Regions from separate parts of the Homo sapiens genome. Here region 1 is linked to region 2. A link is a contact called in ENCODE Hi-C or POLR2A ChIA-PET data. All regions are on one chromosome and are shown on one strand. Each heading gives the region's core, a stretch centred on a gene start or an enhancer-like site at or near the end of the contact. The rest is flanking DNA. Distances are from core to core; before and after follow the strand shown.

Region 1 (4,278 bases), core at 229-2,728, 120 kb after region 2:
TCCCTGTGCCCCTTTGCGAATCTGATGAGAGCCTTACCCCTATCCTAGAAGAGGGCTCCTAATACACACACAAATACTTTTGTATAATGTGTATTCATTGCTGTATAACCTTGAGGAATTAATAACGTGTGGTATTTTGTCTTTGTTTTTACTTTTTAAATAAAAATAAATCTAGCTGAAGTCCTTTCTTACCAAGGTTAGGAAGAAATCCAATGTCAGTCCATTTGGATTGGCTCCTTCCCCATCTTTTGATCCCACACAAAACATGGGGGCTTCTGTGAACTTTGAAAAAGGACTGAAGCTCACAGCTGGCCCTAGATCCTCACACCTGGTCCTTAGCTCATGATGGTCTATTGTTGCCTTGCTTTTAGCCGAGGGCCTTGGGGCCCATTCTAATCAGGTGCCTGAGTTAGAGCTTCCCTTTACTCTTGCGGGGCACACAAGGCTGCTGCCCAGTGCCCAGGCCTCTAGGACACCCACACACCTATCCCCTTCCAAGGCCCTGCCGTGATCTGCCTTAGGTTTCCATTCACTCTGCAGAACCTGTCTCCTTTCTATTCCTAGTCCTCAGAAATCCAGGGGACTAACTTGTTTCTTCATCAGCTTCTAAGCATTGCCTCTATTCTCTCTCCTCATTCATACAAGCCATTTTAATCTTGTAGATGGGCCTTGGTCTTTGAAAACCAAGAACAGCCTAAAAAATTCTCCCTTCTGCCCTAAGACACACAAGAATATTAACTTATTGCTAAGCTAAGCAATGGCCAGGCTCGAATACAAAAAGGCCTGGAGACATCTAGAAGGCTAGGAAATATCTTGTACTATGTGATCTGTGATTTCAGAGGTCACTTCTAGTTACGGTTTTCCTGTGTCAGCCTTAAGGAATCTATAAGCTCACATAAGCAGGGGAAGTCTCAAAGCAGCAATCAGTGTAGAACAGTGTTTGAGAAGGACAAAGGGAAGTAAATACCCTGCCTGAGATGTAAATTATAAATAGAGTGGCTTGGGCCTGCCTTAGTAGGGAAGGAAGCATTTAAAGGGGAAGATGAGAACAGAGGATTGCACTTTATTAAAATGAACTCCCATGTCTGGCTATGATTGCAGTTTGCTTAAATATGCTGTAAATGAGCAGAATGTTCTGCTTTTTCATTTGGGACCTGTAATGTGATTGCTTGCTCAACTCAAGAGTGTCAGTCCAAAGGGCAATCCAGGTCGATGTATAAGAGACTTTTTTTATGTTTGGTTCATGTTTACAGATCAGGATTGTGTTCACACAGCTTCTTCATTGTCTAGAAAATCAAGAGCCTTAGAGAGAATTACAGTTATCTGTAGCTTGCCATGCAGAGTAACATCAAACCCTTTTTATTTTTTTTTCTCTGTTGACAGAACAACACCGATGGACTTCAGGAACTTGCCTGTGGGGGCTTAATTTATTGCTTGGGAGTTGTGTTCTTCAAGAGTGATGGCATCATTCCATTTGCCCACGCCATCTGGCACCTGTTTGTGGCCACGGCAGCTGCAGTGCATTACTACGCCATTTGGAAATACCTTTACCGAAGTCCTACGGACTTTATGCGGCATTTATGACCAATCTGTACTAATTCTCCAAACCAGTATTATTTCAATTATGGCACTTGGGAGTGGGGTGAGAGCTAAACATTGCACAGGGAAAGAAAAAAAATAACTGCACTGACTTTATATCTTTTGAATATAATTACTGTGAAAGTATAAAGGCTGTGTTCTGGAATTTTCTGCCTCACAGCAAATAAATAAGGTAGTGAATTAATTATTCATTCCATTCCACTATCATGAAGGACTCTGAATAGACTTGGCCAACTGATGTTTACAAACCAGACTTTTATATTTTAATTTTACAGATTTTACTACATGATTTTTCTAAATTACTATGTCAGGTTGTAAAAGTCAGTGCAATAACAAACCTTCCTTTTTAAGAAGAAAATTGTTTCTATTACTTTCCCATTCACTAGGTAAAGAATCATGGACAGAACTTACACTACTTTTTACCATGTTTCATCTTGGCATAACATGGTTCTTTTTTAAATAGAAACTTTAGTTTTTTGTAAATTTTTAAAAAAATATTTCATTGATATGCATCTCTGCAGGTCCTCATTCATGTTGTAAATTTTTGCAGCAAGCAGTCAACATTCCACAAACGAACAAACATTATACCTCTTCTGATAGTTTTATTAAGCATGGAGAAATTGCCAATTTTTAAAAACTGCAGTTTTCCAAACTTTTCTGCCAACCTCTTACTCTGAATTCAGTGCTGCTTTGGGACATATACTTGACCTAGCTTGGTTTACCAGTGATGGAAAAGTATTTTGATATCATTAACTTTTTCAAAAGATCCAACTTTTTCTCTATGCCTTTGCCACATTCTCTTCAGGGTCTCTTTCCACAGTGGATAAATGTTTTTTCTGTATTATGACAGTATTGTTGTGATGGCCATCTGCTGGAAACTCCTGAAGAGCATTATGTATTACAGTGAGCAGTTGTATTGCCTGTTTGGTGCCCAATGGTTAAGTCATTGTCACTTAGCTTTATATTGTCAGTTTGATATTTATTTTAAATTGTGGAACTAGATGCATAAATTCACATTTCTGCCTTTCCTTTGCATCTTCTCATATATTGTGTTTTTTTTTTTTTTTCCTAGAAAAAATATTTAAAGCATTGTTTGACAGGTAGAAACTCATGTATCTGTAGTCCATGAGTTATATCCTGGCTCAGTGGAGTGATATTTATGTATTATTTTTACTTTTCTCTCAGTGTCTTATATTAAGATTAACATGTTGTTAATAGTTGCTTTGTTGATTAATCTCTCTTGTTGGTGTTTTAATAAATGAAATAGGCTTGCCTTTAGATCGGGTGCTGATATTGCCTGTTTCCTAGTAATGGGCTGATCAAATGATCAGTGGAATTCTTGGTTTGATGATAACCTTATTAATTGAAATTTTTTACTGATGTGGCTTTAAAAGAGGTTTATTTTGTATATGTTTAGAACTCTCTGATTTTGATGAATTATATGGGAATGAGAAACAGAAGAAGTGGTATTTGCTGGCGAGTTAAATAGGCAAGGTACCCAGTGATAACACCAACCAAACCACTCCTATCTGCATGATTCTGAACATCTGGATGCCTGTTGTTTTACTGTGTATATTTTATTTTTAATATATTAACTTTGTGGATTCATTTAAGGTCTACTCAAAAGTAACACTGTCAAAACCACTAATATGTATGTAAAAATTGTGCTGTATACTACAATAAAGTTGTTACTTGGATTTGTTCCACTGTCTCTAAATTAGATGACTGTGAAGAAAAATGAATACACCCTGTCACTTAGAACTTTCTAGTCTACTTTTTAATAATTGAAATGCCAGAGTCAGCTCAAACATTAATCAACAGACATTTTCAGTTTAAAATACACTAGTCAGGACCTAATGATTTCAAGTTTTTTAGATGATGCATCCTTACCAAGGTAAGCCTTTTGGTTTAGCATATTTAATATTCTATAGGACTGAGGTGACAGTCTTTTATGTTACCAACCAGACAAGTAGCAGATTATAAATCTTAACAACTCTCCTAGTGTTAGATGCCATTCTACCTCTTCTGTAGTGTGGGAAACCAGGGCCAGAGAAGTTCAACTGCTTCATCCTAAATCAGGGAGCTGGAACAGCAACCAGCTCTATCTGATTCCGAAGCCTCCCATTGACTATACCACTGCATTTCTAGAGTCAGCAGAAACAAATAAAAAAACTTGAACTAAAAATTCATCAGGCATGGACACAGAAAAGAAAACACTATTCACATGGTTTAGAACCTCAATAATCCCTCAGATAACTCTCTGTCAAATCTAATTTTGAAGATTGAGTGTCTTGAAGCGTTATGATTCCCAAGAGTTCTGTCCTTTAGGTCACCAGTGTGACCTCATCCATTTCTAGAGTGTCCCCACTATTGTGCTGTCAGCTTCTTGGTCAGTATCTTCAGCCTTAAACTATTTTCTAAGGACTAGACCTCTCTCTAGTCAACTGCCTAAATGCTCCCAGACATATTGACTCAAACCGTCCCAAACTGATTTCATTATCTTTCCTCATCCTACCACCAAACCTATTTTCTGAAATTTCCTAACTTAGTTAATGGCATGGCCACAGCCATCTGTTCATTCATGCATCCTTGATTTCTTGCACCCCCCAGATGCAACAGGTCAGCCAGAACTGTCACCCCTGCCTTTCTCACAACTCCCTGGTCTGGTTCCTCACCTCT
Region 2 (3,846 bases), core at 799-3,298:
TTGCTGTGTGATTCTGTGCTTACCAGAAACTTTCCAATTATAAATGGACTTTTCCTGTAGATCTGCCTTCAGGAAGAAAAAGCTATGTCCTTGCAAGCACAAAATTAATTCTCTGAATCTGTCGGACTTAAAACCTTGGACAGTGTTGAATTCTGTGTTGAATGCCCCCTGGAATAGCTCTTCACAGATCACCAAAGCCCTGGTGACCGCATATTGGCCCATTTTCTTCACGTCCTTTTTTTCTACTTTTATAGCCATGATTCTCCATCCTGGTTGCAGATCAAAATTATCCATGAAGATTTTTATTAATACAGATCCCCAGACTCTAGTCCCAAAGATTCTAACTCAGTAGATCTAGGGTTGATCCAGGTATCTGTATTCAAAAGAGACCCAATAGATTCCAATAAGGCTGACCCTAAATCTATGGTGTTTCAGAATCATGCATCTTCTGGATTATAATTCCATAAGTTAGTCCAGGACCATAGAATCATGGACGATATTATTTGGAAAAACGTCTCCAGATGCATAAGAACCCCATACTACAACATCTTCAAATGCTCAGGTTCCCATGGAAGCTCAGTATAAAGGAGGCTGACAGGAAGACACTAGCCCATTGAAGCTTAACACTAAGAAACCAGCAGACCTTTGGGAACTTCAGCTTTTAACTAGGAGTATCCAAAAAGTCCTATTAGCTATTGGAGAAAAGGCTACTGATGCCCTAGCTGGCCAAAAATACATATATGAGACCAAGACCAGATACGTAATTTGTGGGTCCCAGTGCAAAGTTGAAAAGTTAAGAATTTCAAGATGGCAACAGCAGAGCATTAAACCAAGTGTGAGCTCTTTCTGAGAATGGAACGTTGTGCAGCTGCACAGGGCACATGCCCATGAAGTAGCCTATGCGGGACTATTGGGACCAGGCTACAACTGAGGCAGGACAGTGATTTGTACATCAAGGAATAACTGTAATCCGATCAGTATCTGATCTTCCTCTCAATTTGCTTGTTTTTCTGCATCCTTGAGGCAGCCTTTGGGAATCTCTTTAAAATGCAAATTCAGTAGTGTCACTCCCCTGTGCAAAAGCATTCAATGGCATCCCATTGCTCTAGGATCATATCTAAAGTCCTGAGTATGGCCCACAAGTGCCTGTGCCTTCTGGCCCCTGTCTACCTCTCCCACCTTGTGCTCCCATTCTCTTTATGCTCCAGTCACACTGCCCTTGTTTCAGTGCTTGCAATTTTCCAGGCTCCTTTCTCTTCGGGTCTTCACATATGCAGTTCTTTGTGGCTAGAAGAATCTTCCCTGTCTCTTCTCACTTAGCTAAATTCTACTTATCCTTCAGGTCATAGGTTAAATGTTGCTTCTGCATGGAAGCTTTTTTGACCCACACTGGGACACGCTGTCCTCTTACCCTCTATTTGTCCCTTATAAACTGATTTCCACTGTTCTTAAATGGCGAATTGTGCAATTATCTGTTTAAAGGCTATCTTTCCTGCTAGACTACCTGCTTCTCTGTCTTATCACTGCCATATCCCCTTTGCTTAGTGTAGTGTCTGAAACACAGGAAGTAAGTACTCAAAAAGTAGTTTTGAATTAACTAATGAGAAACATGGCAACAAATGAAGAAAGGGTGAAAATATCAGGCACTAGTATCTTCTTCTTGTTGAAGAATCACATTTACTTCCAAAGCCTACTGACCTAATCTTCCAAATCACTCCATACATGGCACTAAACATCCCTTATACAAAGACAGCACAATTGTCCAGGACAATCCAATTTTTAGCTGTCATCATGGAGTGCTTATTAACAACACTTACTTTTGCTCACCAAACTGCCTGTGTGGATGCTGAATTATGTGAATGCTCTACTTATATACCATGATCCAGTAACTCATGAGCCATCTCTCTCTCTCTCTTTCTCTCTCTGTGTAGGCGAACTGATGACAGACAGCTTCTGTGTTTTGGTGGCTGTGGTATTAACAGCAAGCTTAAGTTATTAAACCGAGCAGCTTTAATCCTCGAGGTCTCCTGGAGCAGTAGGGATTAATGTATTTTTACTCCAGAGCCAATGTAGCTATTCCGATGCTCTAAGATCTGCTCTCTGCAATGCCCAAACTGACCCCAATTGCCTTTCTCTAGACCCACTTCTCCACCGTGGGAGAAGTGATGGAATTCTACTTGGAGATCGACCCTGTTACCTTGAACCTGATCATCCTAGTTGCGAGCTACGTCATCTTGCTCCTGGTCTTCCTCATCTCCTGCGTGCTATACGACTGCCGAGGCAAGGATCCCAGTAAGGAGTACGCGCCCGAGGCCACTCTCGAGGCCCAGCCCTCCATCCGGTTGGTGGTGATGCACCCAAGTGTCGCTGGGCCCCACTGGCCAAAGGGGCCTGGCCTTTCTTTGGGGGATCCTGCTCCACTAGGAAAGAAAAGCACCATGGTATGAGGCTGGCTAAGGGACACTGGGGAGAGACCACTAGACTTTCCATAGAGACAAACTGCTCCCTATCGTGGCTCCAATTCTCTCAGCACATGTATCCCGCTTGATGAAGGAAGTGAGAGCTCTGTCTTACTTGCTGTTTTCTCGTCACCTTCTTTGTGACAAAAGTAACTGTTTAAGGTAAGAAGCCCAAAGTGGTCTTTAGTCAAATTCTCCAAATGCAAACTGTCAGCAATGCTGTAGTATAATGAAGTTGGTTACTGGTACATTTCTGATGTTGCTGTCCTTGCAACTCACAGGAGAGAATGACTTTTGAGAAAGGATGCAATATTGTGTGTGTGTGTGTGTGCACGTGCACGTGCGTGTGTGTGATAAGGAATGAGACTAACTCCAGTCTAGTCTATTCTTTGCAAATTCTTTCTTTCCAAGGCAACCAGTTTTTTGTTGTTATTTTTCTTTTCTTTAAGAGACAGAGTCTTGCTCTGTTGCCCATGCTTAAGTGCAGCAGCGTGATCATAGCTCACTGCAGCCTTGAACTGGGCTCAAGCAACCTTCCCACTTCAGCCTCCCATGTAGCTAGGACTCTAAGGTCATGACACCACGCCTGTCTTTTTTTTGTAGAGATGGGGTTTCACTATGTTGCCCAGGCTGGTATTGAACTCCTGGCCTCAAGCAATCCTCCTGCCTCAGTCTCACAAAATGCTGGGATTATAGATGTGAGCTGCTGCACCCAGTCAAGGCAACCCCATTGAACTTGTTCAGACTTCAGAACATTATTATTTCTGTACCTACCAGCTCTTCACGTTCTATTCCCAACTCCAAGACAGAATAAGGAATGCATACAACTAAAACAACAAAGCTTGGAGCCTGGGTTCAAATCCTGCCTCTTCTACTTGCTAGCTGTGTGGCCATGGTTAAGTTGAGCCACCTCTGTGTCTCAGGGATAGTGATTGGACCACTAAGCTTTTGGGGCTATTTAAATGAGTTAATTCACCAAAAGCACTTGAGACAGTTCTTGACACACAGGGTTAGCTATGATGATGATCACTGATAATATTTCCTTCCATATGCCTCATAAAAAATTTAATCTCCAATCCTCAAATCCGGCCTGATCCAATACAAAGTTATTGAAAACTCATTGAAAGAATTCTGAGACCCCACAGCTTGGTGTATCTGTCCCCAGAACACTGCCTGCTCTCCCTTCACTCTCTTTGTTGATGTTGAATGGTATGTTTTTTCCCCTGTTCATTAGTCTATTTCCAAAATTTTTGAATTATTATCTCCATTGTGTGTATTTTTATTAACCCTCCCTTCCCTGAGCTCAGAGAAACGTATGTATTTACTTTGAGATTTACTGAACCTCTTCTTTCCATCAGGACCTGTGTGGAAATAAAGAGAAATGAGT

The links. Hi-C counts contacts between places; a loop is a spot of excess contacts on that map. ChIA-PET counts read pairs that join two places held with the same protein, here RNA polymerase II (POLR2A). Pooled maps may share reads with other maps.
Region 1: a map with no recorded cell type shows a loop between it and region 2 (4-fold over the local background). The contact joins the enhancer-like site here to the promoter of SMIM36 in region 2. A Hi-C loop is called at or near these places in 7 of 168 maps with a recorded cell type or tissue (Caco-2, HepG2, IMR-90 and 4 more), 8 of 37 single-sample maps with no recorded cell type and 9 of 50 pooled maps. POLR2A ChIA-PET finds 5 or more read pairs at or near these places in 2 of 52 experiments (H1 and HepG2).

Annotation. Positions count from the first base shown.
Region 1 is chr17:55,391,640-55,395,917 of GRCh38, reverse strand. It overlaps MMD (monocyte to macrophage differentiation associated), which reads left to right. Exons shown (of 7, transcript NM_012329.3): 7 at 1,384-3,296. The coding sequence ends at 1,584. Among named protein-coding and RNA genes, the nearest start is that of MMD, 28 kb to the left of the region's middle. Within about 2 kb of position 1,478, at least 3 of the 41 ENCODE cell types and tissues checked have a DNase peak (open chromatin) inside an H3K27ac peak, as active enhancers do; they include transverse colon, where a contact is called at or near this core.
Region 2 is chr17:55,509,654-55,513,499 of GRCh38, reverse strand. SMIM36 (small integral membrane protein 36) reads left to right here and starts at 2,048. Exons shown (of 5, transcript NM_001395421.2): 1 at 2,048-2,621. The coding sequence starts at 2,166. The coding sequence ends at 2,447.